2 separate regions of the Homo sapiens genome follow, and region 1 is linked to region 2. A link is an interaction called in ENCODE POLR2A ChIA-PET data of the cell type or tissue named here. Cell type or tissue: PC-9. All regions are shown on one strand. Each heading gives the region's core, and the rest is flanking DNA. Links, peaks and the distances in the headings are about the cores only.

Region 1 (8,047 bases), core at 2,623-6,622, 1.3 Mb before region 2:
TATTTAGTAAGTATGATAAATTATTAACCAGGATATTTGATTAGGTAGACATGCCTATATTCCAGATAGCAACAGTTTACCATTAGAGCAAACAGAAAACACCAGGAAAAATTCTGCAGGACAAGTTTGTAAAATGCAATGATACATCTTTATGACATATATCCTCTGTAAGGAGATAAAAACAATGTATGTACAGGAGTGTACATAAATAAAAGTTGAAGAAAGTACATCCTCTGTGATTTAAAAAAAGAAATTCAATATACCCATTAAAAAAGTGACAGGTGTATTAGTTTTCTATGGCTATAGTAACAAATTACTACAATCTTGATGACTTAAAATGACAGATTCATTCTCTTATAGTGCTGGAGGCTGTAAGACTGAAATTTAGGTGTGGGCAGTGTTGGCCTCTTCTGGAAGATCTGAAGGAGACCCATGCCTCCGTCCTGTCTCCCAGCTTCTGCTGCCATTTCTTGTATCACCCCAGTCTCTACTTTCACCTTTATATGGCTTTCCCTCATGTCTCCGTGTCTTCACCTTTTCTGTTTCTTAGAAGGACACATGTCATGGGGTTTAGGGCCCACCCTAATTCAGGATGATCTCATCTCAAGATATTTAACTTAATTACATGTGCAAAGACCTTTTTTCCAAATAAGGTCATATTTTGAGGTTGGGGGAGTTAGAATATGATCGTAGATTTTGGGGGGCAACAATGTAACTCACTTATAAATGGTCCACTGACCCCCCCAAAATTTGTCCTGTGTGCAGAATGCATTCATCTCATCCCAATTAATTATTAACACTGCTTTGTGAGGAAAAATTAAGAATTTTGAAAAGTGAGAAGCTATACCTCTGGGATAAATAAAAAGACAAATGGCAGAAGATGGATAGTCGCTAATCTTTTTTTTAGATAAACATTTTGTTTTGAGATAGTTGTAGGTTCACAAACACATAAGAAATAATACAGAGAGATCCCATATTACAAAAGACACCGGGATGTTGACGTTGATACAGTGAAGATACAGAACACTTCCATCGCTACTGCTGTTTTGCTGTTTATTACCTGCCCCGGATTTCCCGCCCCTCCACTGCTCCCTGTCCCTAACCGTGGTCCACCACTAATCGTTCCACAATTTTATACAAATATAACCATACTGTATGTAACCTTTTGGAATTGCCCTTTTTTACTCAGCACAATTCTCTGGAGATTCGTGCAGGTTGTTGTATCAGCAGTCATTCGTTTTTATTGCTGAGTAATAGTCCATTGTATGGATATACCGTAGTTTAACCATCGGCGTAATGAAGGCCATCTGGGTGGCTTCTAATTTTTGGCTCTAACAAAGCTTCTATGAACATTTGTGTATGTATTTTTGTGTGACTATGTTTTCATTTCTGTGGGATCAGTACAATTGCCTGATCATATGGTAGTTTAGTTGCATGTTTATTATCTTCTTTAATATGCTTTTTTTAAAGAGCAGTTTTAGGTTCCTAGCAAAATTGAGGAAAAGATAGAGATTTCTCTGATTCCCCTTGGCCCAACACATGCACAACCTCCCCTATTATCAACACCCCCCATCAGAGAGGTACGTTGGTCACAGTCATGAACCTACATTGTCACATCCTTATCAACAAGTTAATAGTTGACATTAGGGTTCACTTTTGCTGTTGTACATTGAGTGGGTTTGGACAAATGTATGATAACATGTTATCCACCATTATAGCATCATACAGAATAGTTTCACTTCCCTAAAAAATCCCCTGTGCTCTGCCCATTCATCCCTGCCTTTCCCCTAACCCCTGGCAACCACTGATCTTTTTGTTGTCCTCATAGTTTTGCCTTTTTAAGAATGTCATATACTGTAGTTGAAATCATACATTATGTGACCTTTTCAGATTAGCTTCTTTCACTTAGCAATATGCATTTAAGGTTTCTCAGTGTCTTTTCATGGCTTGCCAGCTCATTTCTTTCTTTCTTTTTTTTTTTTTGAGACAGAGTCTTGCTCTGTCACCCGGGCTGGAGTGCAATGGCGCAATCTCGGCTCACTGTAGTCTCCACCTTCTGGGTTCAAGCGATTCTCCTGCCTTAGCCTCCTGAGTAACTGGGACTACAGGTGCGTGCCACCATGCCCAGCTAATTTTTGTATTTTTAGTGGAGACGGGGTTTGGTGAAACCCCCTCTGGCCATGTTGGCCAGAGTGGTCTTGATCTCCTAAACTCGTCATCTGCCCACCTTGGCCTCCCAAAGTGCTGGGATTACAGGCGTAAGCCACCGTGCCCGGCTGCCAGCTTATTTCTTTTTAGCACTGAATCACATTCCATTGTCTAGCTGTACCACAGTTTATTCATTCACCTACTTTAGTACATCTTGGTTGCTTGCTTCCAAGTTTTGGCAATTATGAATAAAGCTTCTATAAATACCATGCGCAAGTTTTTGTGTGAACATACATTTTAAACTCCTTTGGGTAAATACCAAGGAACATGGGTGCTGGATTGTATGGTAAGACTGTTTAGTTTCACAGGAAACTGCCAAATTGTCTTCCAAAGTGGCTATACCATTTTGCAGCCCTACCAGCAATGAGTGAGAGTTCCTGTTGCTCCACATCCTTGTTAGCACTTGGTGTTGTCAGTGTTCTACATTTTGGCCATTTTAATAGGTATGTAGTGGTACCTTGTTTTAATTTGCATTTCCCTGATGACAATAGATGTGGAACATCTTTCCATATGCTTATATGTCATCTATATGTCTTCTTTGGTGAAGTGTCTGTTAAGGTCTTTAGACCATTTTTTGTTAGGTTTGTTTCTTATTGTCGAATTTTAAGAGTTTTGTGTTTTTATTTTTTGTTATATTTTGGATAACAACCTCTTATCAGGCATGCCTTTTGCAAATGTATTCTCCCAGCCTGTATCTTGTTGTCATTCTCTTGTCAGGATCTTTTGCAGAGCAGACCACCATGCTTGGCTTGAGGTTCATTTTTTTGGTCGATGGATATCCATTCAGTTGCTTCAGCACCACTTCTTGAAAAGGCTGTCCTTCCTCCACTGAATTGCATTTGCATCTTTGTCATATCAGTTATTCATATTTGCGTGGGTCTGAAATAAGAGTTTGGCCCATATCTACTGATAGTTCTGCCAGTTTCACAAATTAATAAAAGAAAATCATTATATTCAAAGGATGTTTGCTTTTTATTATTATTATTATTATTATTATTTTGTCAGTAGTAGATTAGCCCTGAAAATTTATGATGACTTCCAGTGTGATGAACTTACTCCTCCTTATACAGTAACGTGGTCTATGTGGCTTTGGGAGTTCTTTTCTCTTTTCTCTTTTTTGATTCTTGGAGTTTTGGGGCCCTGGAGATGGTAGTGATGAATGACGAATTCAGCAAAACTTAGAAGGGAACAGTCGAGGGAATTGAGACAGCCAATAGAGGACTTGAACCCCTTTCTTCAAATGCTATGAAGAATAAATAATAAGATTAGTTTTCAAAGATGTGAAAGAGACTCTGAAAAAGGAACGGAAGTGGGTGCTTGGCATTGCTTTCTCTTTCCTTCCCCTGTTGCTCTGTATTTGGGCATTAGATGTGGGTGCTGGAGGAGAAATTAAGAAGAAAATGTTAAAAATCTTGATAACTAGACAGTCTGATTTCTGATTTTCCAGTTTAGATAAGGATTACTGGATGGAGGAGTTAACTAAAATATACTTTGTACAACAAAGCACTGTTGTGCTGTTACATCCACATTAAATGTTTACTCATGTGCGGCCTGCAATTTGGAAAGATTCGGCAGAGGATCCAACTGGCACATTGTGCTCTCTTGATCTATTCAGTTTTTTAAGAACGGAGGAAAGTCAGCTTTCGTTTTGTGTCTCATACCCAGAAGGACTTCAGTTCTTTCTTTCAGTCCATAATTTCTGTAATAAGCATATTATCTTTGCTCAGTAAACAGGTCCCTAGCAAGTGGGTGGGTTTTGGTGTGTCACCCAGGACAAGGGGCCCAGTTTGTTGTTTTTCACTATCCCAACTTGCCTCTTAACGCTCAAGTAAAAGGGGAAAGAAATAGACCCAGCCTCACTTGCACCCACAAGTCAGTAATAATTAGTCTTCCAGCAGGTCTCCTCTTTGTTTCTGCTTCTTGGAGAGGGCATCATAAGCAGCAGTTCACCAAAGTTAGCAACAAGCCTAGATCCATTCAGTTTTTTTTGGGGGTGTGTGTGTGTGTGTGTGTGTGTGTGTGTGTGTGTGTGTGTGTGTGTGATGTCTTTTGTGTTTGTCCTGTGGGGACAAATACAAAGTAGGATCCATAGACTCCATATTCAGGCTTAGAATAAAGACTGAAATTAATCACTATTCTATATGGAATAATCTTAATTCAGTTGCGAGGGATACATTGCCCCTTGAATCTCAAGCATAGCCCTGTTTTGTCTTTGCTTGGTGGTAGCTGTTAACCAGGCTCTGGGTGAGCCTAGAACTTGGTCTCACATGAGCAGTGTAGATACCTCTCTGCCTTTTTGTTTAAGATGATGTAGCAGGCTGGGCGTGGTGGCTCATGCCTGTAATCCCAGCACCATGGGAGGCCGAGGCGTGTGGATCACTTTGGGTCAGGAGTTCGAGACCAGCCTGGCCAACATGTTGAAACCCCGTCTCTACTAAAAATACAAAAAATTTGCTGGGTGTGGTGGTGCACACCTATAGTCCCAGCTACTCGTTAAGCTGAGGCAGACGAATTGTTTGAACCTGGGAGGCAGAGGTTGCAGTGAGCTGAGATCACGCCACTGTACTCCAGCCTGGGCGACAGAGTAAGACTCTGTCTCAATAAAACTTAAAAAAAAAAAAAAAAAAAAAAAAGAGATGATGTAGAAGAACCATAGTTCTCATTTTTGGCCAGTTTGCCTTCCAGATTTTCTCTGTCATGTTTACCTATATCTTTTACATGGTTATAGTCAGAGTATTTGTACTATATTCTCCCCTGTCCTCATATGTACTTACTCAGGGTTTTTTTTTGTTTGTTTGTTTGTTTTCTATCTTGATCAATTTCACTGTAAGTTTGTTACTTGGCATGAGGGTAGAAATGTTGATTCTTACTCTACTGCTTACTCTACTGTGTGGTGGCGAAGAGCATGCATCTTGAAGCCAGCCCATCTGACTTTGAAGACAGGCTCAACTGTTTTTCAGACGTTTGACTTTGGTCCGAGTCACTTAATCTGCTTCTCTGACTCAGTTTCTTCTTATGTAAAGTAAAATAGGGGTAATAAGAATACCCACTTCATAGAGTTGATTTGAGGATTAAATATAACCAAGTATATGTAAAGCTTTTAGAATAGTTCCTGACATATAGCATGTTCTGTGTGTTAGCTATTATTATCATCACTCAGTTAATTTTGAACCACTTAATTTCCAAGTGCTGGTGAGTCTAAAGAGCAGAGCCAAACATGTAATTACATAAACCCAGAAGTGAATTTTTCAAATGTCTTTTCTAGTAATAGAGCTTAATGAGATTGGCACTTCAGGGAAAAGTCCTAGGAACTTGTTTATGTTGGTGACTGTTGATCAGCCAGAAGATCTCTCAGACGCAGTCTAACATCTGCATCTTTCTAGGCTGGACTACCTTTGCGGCACCAACAGATGGATCAGGAATTAAAACTGGGAGCTTCTGTTGTGGGGAATCTTTCATCTTCTACTGTTAATAGCCTTGTGGGTTTCCCTCTCCTGGGTACTACTTTCTCTACGGAGAGCTTGGTCTGTGGCACAAACAGGTGCCGAAAGGGGGAAGAAACACCTCTGGGTAAATATCTGGAGGTCGGCAGGTGACAGAGCAGTGGTCTGGGGACACTGGTTCAGGTGTATGTTCATCACCCTACCCTTTAAAACTCACATGGAAATGACTTGGCTGATAAGTTACTTGTGGTTCCTGTGATAATTAAGGCAGCCTGTTGGACCAGGACAAAGGATTTCCTCAGCTTTCAAGAGAACGTTTCTACCAAGAGCCATATACTAAGGTGTGCTGGTTATGTGAGTGTTGACCTCAGTATTAGTATCACTTCTGTTGAAAGTGACAGAAAACCTCTAAAACAGGGTTTAAAGATAGTGTACCTCATTATTTCAGAATGTTTGTGCTGCTGTAACAAAATACCTGACACTGTGTGATTCATGAAGAACAGAAATTTATTTCTCACAATTCCAGAGGCTGGGAAGTTCAACATCAAGGTACTGGCAGGGTTGGTGTCTGGTGAGGGCCGCTGTCTGCTTCCAAGGATGCAACTGGTTGCTGAATCCTCTAGAGGGGACTAATGCAGTGTCCTCTCATGGCAGAAGAGCAGAAGAGAATGAATCCACTCCCTCAAGCCCTTTCATAAGGGCCCTCATCACCTCCTATAGGCCTACCTTCTAGTACAATCACATCAGCAGTTAAGTTTCAGCATTTCAGCGTGTGAATTTTGGGGGGACACATTCAGACCTTAACACTCACTCTTTTGTTTTTTTTTGAGACACAGTCTCGCTCTGTCACGAGGCTGGAGTGCAGTGGCATGATCTCAGCTCACTGTAACCTCTGCCTCCCGGGTTCAAGCGATCCTCCTGCCTCGGCCTCCCAAGTAGCTGGGACTACAGGCGCGTGCCACCACACCCAGCTAATTTTTTGTATTTTTAGTAGAGACCGGGTTTCACCATGTTGGCCAGGATGGTCTTGATCTCTTGACCTCGTGATCTGCCTGACTCGGCCTCTCAAAGTGCTGGGATTACGGGTGTGAAGCACTCACTCTTAATGGCTCTCAGCTCTAATTATTTGAATCTTGGGCTTTTATTTAGCTGCTCTCCCATCCTTAGTTAGAATGATAGCAGTGCTGCAAGGTGGCTGCTTGAGCTTCAGCTATCAGGTCTTCATTTGAGTCAACAGGAAGGAATGTCAAAAGAGGGAACAGTTGCATAGTCATGAGGAACTGCAAAGGTGGCTGAAAAATGCAGTCTGTGTGCCCAGCTAAAATTCAAGGACTGATGGCTTGAGTCCAGGAGTTCGAGGCTGCAGTGAGCTAAGATGTTACGACTTCAAAAAAGACTTCTGATAAATTTTGACATTTCTATTTAACAGACATTTGGGAGACACACCCCCACCCCCCAGTCCAGGTGCCTGAGAATAAAAACTTAGTCACACTATTGGTCCTTGTGCTCCAAAAGCTCTTCAGTTATTTGATTGACCCATGGCTGCTTTTTGGTACTGAAGAACCTTATTAGTAATTTAGTGAGTTTTTAATTTAGATCCTGTATGTGGTGGCATGGGTGGGTGGTGGTGATTGTATTGTAGCTAGGAGCTCCTAGTCAGCAATGCATGGGCTCTGGGGCCATGCATGACTTCAAGAATAGATGGCCTAGGGCAACCCACTTGGGTCCCCTTCCATGCTGTGGAAGCTTTGTTCTTTCGTTCTTCACAATAAATCTTGCTGCTGAAAAAAGAAAAGAATAGATGGCTTTGCAGATATTCCAGGGAAGCATTTGAGTGACACCTCTCTATTGTGCCACTTAATCAGTTGGATTGGAAGTTGAGCCAGCAGGTTTGAACCTTGTTCTTAGTTTTAAACCAGGGCAAATTACTGGTGCTTTGGTTTTCTAATGCCTGTAAATTAGAGCTTCTGAGCCATGTGGGGAGCAACCCCTACCCGCAAAGGAGTGATGTAATGTCTGGGGGCTGCAATGGTTTTTTCCTTTGAGATGGATACCATATAAGCTAGTGGTGATACTTACTTTATGATAGTGACAGGGAAAGCTACTGCCAAGAGTAATTGATGTGACCCACACATAGTCCCAGAGCCAAGGAGCTAGATGGGATCTTCCTGCCTGAGGAGGCCAAGCGTCTGGCCTTCAAGCATTCTTCTCTGCTGTGATGTTGTTTCCCGTCCTGAAAAGCAGGGAGGAAATGATCAATCAGTGTGCCTCAACCTGGAGCCGATTGGCTGTGGTTGCTAAGTTTTCTTCCCTCTGAGCAGCCCTCCCTGTGATTCTGAAGCAGCTCATTCGGAGTGTTACAACAGACATCTTGATGGGATTCAAAAATGTTGGGC
Region 2 (8,047 bases), core at 1,874-5,873:
GAAGAGGGGGCAGTTAGCTTTACCCGAGCCTGCCCCAGGTTCCATTTCTGGTATCAAGGACTTTTCAACCCCTCCCTAACTTTCATGTATCTATGAATAATCACATGCATGTGCACGTGCACACACACACACACACACACACACACAATTTCACCCTGGCCCAGACAATTTCCAAGGCTGCTGGTCAACCCTGGTGCTGGTTTCCTGATTAACAGTTGCTCACTCCGGGCTTTACCTTGTAAACCTAAGGAATTGTCCCTGGTTCTGCTCTGCTGCTTTAGGAAGCAGAGAACCTCTGTGCAGGCTGGAATCTCACCTTTCCAACATCATTTCCAGACAGGATTCACCAAGGACATCTGTGTCCTGTGGGAAGTCCAAACTCCCATTCTGCAGGTATGTCTAATTTATTTCAGCATGCAGCTGTCCCTTTTCTGTGAAATTTTTCTTTTATTCCATGTGTCTTTCTCTGCCTTGCCCTCTCAGTCTCACCCTTCCTTCAAACTAAGTTAGGAGAGGGACTCTGCTATTTATGGTTGACCTTACCCTGTGCTTTGTAAGGTATGCTAAAGGATTTTCTCCCCACCCTTGCCAGTGAATTTTAAAATTAATTTTAAAAGAGAATGCAATTTCTGAGGCTGTCCTTCCTTGAAGGACACTTTTTATTCCCTCGGCAGAATGTGTACTGGGGATTGGGCTATAGAAAAAAATCTTCTGTGCCTCTGTTTTATTTTATTCCTGGGGTGGTTTGGAGGATGGGTGATCTGATGACACAACTGACTTCACAAAGTGTCCTCCTTCTCTGTCGGAGTTCAATTTACAACATAATCGGGCTTGGCAAGGGATATCCTGAAACAGCAGTAACCCTCTCTATACAAAACATCACTTTGCCTCAGGCCAAGCCTATTCACCTTCATGGTTACTTTTAGACAGTGTCTCGTATCTTGTGTACAACTATAGTACTTGGTCCCCAGTGATTAAAAAGAACTCAGGGTTTGTCTACACACACACACACACACACACACACACACACACTCAGACTCTGGCTGAGAGAAGTGTGCCTTCCAGAAGTGCTCCTTTCATTGCTGCCCAAATCCAAACCTCTTCTTTGAGAAGGGAAGGGCACAAGAAAGGAGGTACCTGAACCCTTCTCTGAGTCAGGTGCCCGTGGTTTCCTCCACCTTCCTGGTGGAGGCCTAGAGTCGGAGTGGGAGAGGGAAGTGGTCAGAGAAGAGGAGAGAGCTATGTTGAAAGACAGCTGGGGAGAAAGCAAGCCCTCCACTCCCCTCTGCCCCTTAGTCCATGCTAAAACCCCAGAGTACACCAGCAGGAAGTGGAAATGGGCAGTCCTGCTGTTTCCAGGTTCTGGTGGGCACCTTTCCACATCCTAAACCAAAATATGTGACATGGACTGTCTGGATTTGTTCTGAAGAGGTGGTAGGTCCATTTGTTCATGGAAATCCTGACAGGGTCAGCTGTGAATCACACTGATGCTGGTGTAGGGTTAACACCATGGAGGTTGCAGGGGCCTGTGCTCTTGCTATACTTCCCTCATAGCCCTCTCTGTTATTTACTTAATTTCACATTTGTTAGTCGTGGGTTTGGGTAGGGCAGGAGAAGCAATCATTTCCATTTACTACCAACCACATAGCACACAAAACCAAATGTAGACCACTCCTTAGTCACCGCCCACTGTTTCTGATGGCACAGGGACATTCTAGGATGGGGGATGAGATATCCATCATTCAAAATGAGCCCAGAGGGCCACCGCTGGAAATACATGTGGTTGGCTGAATATAAGTGTCTGACTGTATATTTTTTAAGATAAACTTTTTGTTTGTTTTGTTTTGTTTTGTTTTGAGACAGAGTCTTGCTCTGTCACCCAGGAGGGAGTGCAGTGGCACAGTCTTGGCTCACTGCAACTTCCACCTCCCAGGTTCAAGCAATTCTCCTGCCTCAGCCTCCTGAGTAGCTGGGATTACAGGTGTGCACCACCATACCCAACTAATTTTTGTATTTTTAGTAGAGACATGTTGGCCAGGCTGGTCTTGAACTCCTGACCTCAAGTGATCCGCCCACCTCGGCCTCCCAAAGTGCTGGGATTAGAGGCATGAGCCACCGCGCACGGCCAAGATAAACTTTAAAAAGAAAAAAAGACTTTAATTAGCTGGAAATCCACTAACCAGCACTCTGACTTAATTAGGACTATAAACTATCAGGAAAAGAAACAAATGATAACAAAAAAAGATAAAAATAATAGCTATTTATTGTGTCACTTCCATATGCCAGGAAGTTATTGCGTATACTTTTTACACCAACCCTGGGGAAACTCTAAATGTCAAAGAGGTTAAGTAAGCTAGCTAAGAGCATACCTCCATTTACAAGTGAGTCAAAACTCAACCTCAGGTTCTATGCTCTACAGAGCTATTCTATACGCCTAAGTTTTGTCGTGTATTGCCATAACAAAATACCTGAGAATGTGTAATTTAAAAAGAAGAGAGGTTTATTTGGCTCACATTTCTGATGGCTGGAAAGTCCAAGAGCATGGCACTGGCATCTGCTCTGCTTTTGGTGAGGGCCACGTGCTGTGTCCCAACAGGGCAGAGAAGCAGAAAGGCAAGTGGGTGTGTTCAAAGAGGGCAAAACCTGAGAGTCAACCCTGCTTTGTAACAAACCGCGCTAGTGGGAACTAATCCATTCCCAGTAGAACTAACCCAGTCTTGGAAGAAAGACATTAACCTATCTTAACGACCTAATCACCTTTTAAAGGTGCCATCTCCCAGCACTGCTACATTGGCAATTAGATTTCAGCATGAGTTTTGTCAGAGACAAACCACATCCAAACCACAGCACTTTATATATCTTGCTTTTTTTGTTGTTTGTTTTGTTTTTTGTCCTGAAGCCCTAAATGTGAAATGGGTAAGACTTTTACAGCTACTAGGGTAGTCATTAGCGCTGTTTATCAAATATTTTTGGATTGCCACCTTCTGAACATAGAGAAGGACAATATTTTCCAGCCCCCTCGTGAGTGGGACACTGTGGCTGATACAGGTCAATATGCTCTGAGTGGAAATAATAGAAGTGATGTGTGTCACTTCTGAACTGGGGCATTTAATCATTAACAGGAGACTCTCCAGAGCTGTCTTTCCTTCTGCAAAAAGGCAAGTTCCAGCTCCATCAGCATAGGTCTTGAAGTGAGGATGATTTTGAACCAAGCCTCAGCTGCCCCATGTATGCTATGTGCCTGAGAGTTGGGGATTATCTGATACTGCAGCATAATCTAGCCTATCCTAACTGATAGGATCACAACCTAAAGAGTGCAGAAATATATTTTTATTTCCTCGTAACTAACTTAACTCACAAGCCCCCAATTCCACCAATAGTAGAAAATTCAGTGTTGCCCATTCAACTCACTTTGAGTATAGTTCTCCCCCATTTTTTGAGGAGAGAATACTTAGTCAATTCCAAGTTCCACCCCTTGGAACAAGGCTGGCAGAGTACATCTAAGTTTCAGGTAATGAAGGAGGTAAAAATAGTAGTTAAGGTTTTTTTGGTTGTTTTTGTTTTGAGATGAAGTCTCACTCTGTCACCCGGGCTGGAGAGTGCAATGGCAAGATCTCAGATCACTGCAACCTCCACCTCCCAGGTTCAAGCAATTCTCCCACCTCAGCCTACCGAGTAGCTGGGAATACAGGCATGCGCCACCACGCACGGCTAATTTTTTGTATTTTTAATGGAGATGGGGTTTCACCATGTTGGCCAGGCTGGTCTCGAACTCCTGACCTCAAATGATCCGACCACCTCAGCCTCCCAAATGCTGGGATTACAGGCGTGAGCCACAGTGCCTGGCCAAGAGCAGTTAAGTGCCCCATAACAAAGAGAGGCACTGGAGGTTACCTTTGTCCCAGGGCTGTCTTCTCATCTGCAAGCCATCACAGCTACGTGGCTCTTTCCTCTCTACCTTTGTGGTGGATGTGTCAGAGGCATGTGAACCAGAGTGACTCCATCTTGAATAGGGGCTGGGTAAAATAAGGCTTAGACCTGCCGGGCTGCATTCCTAGGAGGTTAGGCATTCTTAGTCACAGGATGAGATAAGAGGTTAGCACAAGGTACAGGTCACAAAGACGTTGCTGATAGAAGGATGCAGTAGAGAAGGCGGCCAGAAGCTACCAAAACCAAGATGATGATGAAAGTGACCTCTGGTCATCCTCACTGCTCATTATATGCTAGTTATAATGCATTAGCATGCTAAAAGACACTCCCACCAGCACCTTGACAGTTAATAAATGCCATGCCAATGCCCAGAAGTTACCCTATATGGTCTAAAAAGGGATGGAACCCTCAGTTCCAGGAATTGCCCACCCCTTCCCGGAAACCTCATGAAAAATCCACCCCGTTTAGCATATAATCAAGAAATAGCCAACCAGCAGCCCTCAGGGCTGCTCTGCCTATGAATTAGCCATTCTTTTATTCCTTTACTTTCTTAATAAATTTGCTTTCACTTTATGGATTCCCCTCTAATTCTTTCTTGCGCAAGATCCAAGAACCCTCTCTTGGGGCCTGGATAGAGAGACCCCTTTCCAGTAACAGATATCTGCAACACTGCCAAGGCCTCTGAACATGAGGCACGCTACTCTGCTCCCTCCTCATCTTAACCCAAGGCCTCTAAAGTTTCTAGCCCTCTCACAATATTTCTCCCTCCCCCACACCAGATCTCTGGACCTCAAGGCTGCTAGGACACTGTGAGGTAGTCCTCGAGTAACTCACTCAAGCAGCTACAGTGACTATTGTTCTGGCATCATGTGTGCCTCTCTAAGGGCCTGTCTGCCTAGGCTACACCTTGGGGAGCAAGGCATGAGTGCCCTCTTGCCTCAGGCCCCACTCCCATCAAACCTATCAGAGGTTTATTTTTGTTTGTTTGTTTGTTTTGTGCCTTTGTCCCAGGTTTATTGAAAATATTACAGTATTGCAGAAAGATTCAAACAGGTCCCCTAGGCGTTTTGAAAGTCATCCGAACTGTAGGCTGACTGACCTGCAGGTTGGACAGACTGCCAAATGCTGAAGTCCAAAAGCATTTTCTTAGCGTTAGGATGTACTTCAATGATCTCCTGATCCAGGGCTGAGACCTCGGGAACATAATTGTCTCTTTTTTCTCTCTCTTCCTCCTGCAGCTTGATGGAGATACCTCTTACTGGTATCTTACCCCTCTGAATCCACTTCACCAGATGCATGACATAGCCTGCTATCTTGTTGTGGAGCTTCTCGCTGGGGATAATGGCGATCTCCTCGCACACGCGCTTATCCGTGTGGAAGTCATTGCCCAGGCGCGTGTAGTACTTTTCTGTGACGACCTGGGCCGCCTTCTTCACGGTTTGGGTGTGAACGCGGCCCATGTTGGCTGGTCCTTGGTAAAAGAGGCCCTATCAGAGGTTTCTAACACACATTTTCTACACCCCACTGCTGGCATGAAGCCAACAGGGGTAGGGGGAGAGGGATTAGGACTCTGAACATTCTCACAGGGAAGCTCAAGGTATCTTGCTCTCCTGCTTTCCTTTCCCAACTCTCAGGTCCCTCCCCTTTTGGAATGTAAAACTATCTCTTACAACAGAGCTACTCAAAGTGCTGGTTGGCAACAAGCTAAGTCTGGTTGGTGTCAGCACATAAATCACCGTATTGCTTCCTTCATCAAGAAAGTCTTGCTACCAAAAACACACACACACACACACACACACACACACACACACACACACAAATCAACAACAGTGCCAACTGAACTAAACAGTGTTCATAGTGATAAAGTTGATTTACATTCTGGAATAGGCTTCTTATCTCAGTAATAAACAGGTCTCAGGAGGCAGCTGAGTCTTGTACATTCCTACCTATTCTGTGGTTTGTGGATAAATTTTATGCCCAGCTTCCTTCCGGTTTCAGCTTTTGATGTTCAAAGCCAGCTTTTGGAATTTAAAAAACCTTTCCACTCTCTGGTACCTTGTCTTTCAAGACTATTGTTTCAGCTATGAGTTTCAAACAACCCCATTCAACAATTCAATTGACTCCTTTGTTCCAGCCTGTATCTGCCCTTGTCCTGAGAATATTTTTTTTAAATCATTGCTGTGAGACTGGTAAGGAAAAGATAATAATTCTGCCTCTGCGCTGTTCAGCTTTTTAATGTATTTCCTGTCTCCCTGGCTAGAACATCGCATGCTTTTTAAGGTTGAGTTTTATTTTATAAAGAAGAATTAATTCTCTCAGCATTCAGATTAATCAAAGTTTGCCTAGCTCTTTGTAAAAATGACTTTTTAATTACTAGTCATTTTGAATCTGCTCCCCTCTAACAGCACACATAATCAAAAAGTCACTCAATTAATGTGATGTTTATTAAGAATGTGTAATGATATGAGTAAATGCTTCTTATAATATGAACTGAAAAAAGTGGGTTACAATGTTGGGTTGCAGTGTGCATATAAGTTTTAAAATAACAACAAAAGGTCTAGGATTAGGAAAAAAACAATAGAAATAAATGCATCTGTTTATATTTTTAATTTATATAATATCCTTTAATAGAAAAATAATTTTAATTTTTTAAAAAAGTGACTGCACTTCCCTATTGACTTATAACTTGGGAAACACATTAGTCTTGATTACATTTTGCCTTACATTATTCTTTTGTTGGTTTATCTCCCCAGCCTCTGCTTTAAGAATCTTCTCTGCAGTATTTTAACCTTCAAAAGCAATTGAACTCCTCAGTTGTGGTGCTTTTTTTTTTCAGACGGAGTCTGTCTGTGTTCCCCAGGCTGGAGTGCAGTGGCACGATCTTGGCTCACTAAAACCTCCGCCTCCTGAGTTCAAGTGATTCTCCTGCCTCAGCCTCCTGAGTAGCTGGGATTACAGGCGCCCACCACCACACCTGGCTGATTTTTGTATTTTTAGCAGAGATAAGGTTTCACCATGTTGGCCAAGGCTGGTCTCAAACTCCTGACCTCAGGTGATCCACCTGCCTCTGTCTCCCAAAGTGCTGGGATTACAGGTGTGAGCCACCGTGCCCAGCCATGGTGCATTATTATTTTATCAACCCAGTGAAGAGCCCCTCTCTACATTCCTGATCCTCATTTCTACCCAACCTCCAGGTCCCCATATGCATTACTTGTCTGGCAATACATGTGCACCCTCCCTCACTGCATATGTATTGCTGATCCATGTGCAAACATGCTTCCAGTGTGCATGAAGGCTCAGTGCCATCCTATGCCAACCATCTCCTACTTTGCTCATCCAATGCCTTATTTTCAGGATTTTTCCCATCACCAAACCCTTGTTGTTTCCTATCTCAAAGAATAGTGAGGCATCTCAAACCCCTTACACAGACTGTGAAGTATTTGGAATGAAATTTATGAGTGACCTCCACCCTGAGATTACACACTGCTACCAGGCCTGTAGAATGTTTTCTAAAGCTTTATTGCAATATATTTTACATAGTACAAAATTCACCTATTTAAATGGTGCAATTCAGTGGTTATGTGCACACTGCAACCCCACATTATAACCCACTTTTTAAAGTTCATGTTATAAGAAGCATTTATTCATGTTATTACACATTCTTAATAAACATCACATTAATCTGATGACTTTTTGATTATATGTGTTGTTAGAGGGGAACAGATTCAAAATGGTAATAAAGAGTCATCTTCACAAAGAGCTGGGCACACTTTGATTAATATACTCCAAGGTTGTACAACTATCACCATTAGGTAATTCCAGAATATTTTCATCACCCCCAAAAGGAACTCTAAACCCATCAGCTGTTATTCCCCATTTATCTCTCCTCCCAAACCTTGGCAACCACTTTTACTCCCTGTCTCACTGAATTTGCATACTTTGGACATTTCACATACGTGGAATCATACAATATGTTGTCATTTATAACTAGCTTCTTTCACTTAGCATAAGGTTTTCAAATTTCACCCACAATGTAGTATTTCATTTAGTATTTTATTCCTCTTCCTGTCAGAATAATCTTCCATTACATGAATATACCATATTTTGTTTATCCACT

The links. ChIA-PET counts read pairs that join two places held together with the same protein. Peaks named below come from ENCODE experiments on the same cell type or tissue, not always from the same donor. Only the 100,000 strongest peaks of a DNase experiment are listed, where the experiment ranks them.
Region 1: POLR2A ChIA-PET joins it to region 2 with 11 read pairs; 1 of 35 experiments calls an interaction of 5 or more read pairs at or near these places.

Annotation. Positions count from the first base shown.
Region 1 is chr1:165,876,366-165,884,412 of GRCh38, forward strand. The region is part of intron 1 of UCK2 (uridine-cytidine kinase 2); the gene reads left to right. Among named protein-coding and RNA genes, the nearest start is that of MIR3658, 28 kb to the right of the region's middle. RefSeq lists an enhancer at 5,957-6,056. In PC-9, for the core only: no CTCF peak of the experiment used is centred there; no DNase peak of the experiment used is centred there; H3K27ac peaks cover 659 bases.
Region 2 is chr1:167,157,448-167,165,494 of GRCh38, forward strand. It overlaps the pseudogene RPS17P6. Among named protein-coding and RNA genes, the nearest start is that of LINC01363, 34 kb to the right of the region's middle. In PC-9, for the core only: no CTCF peak of the experiment used is centred there; DNase peaks (open chromatin) are centred at 4,014 and 5,644; H3K27ac peaks cover 2,897 bases.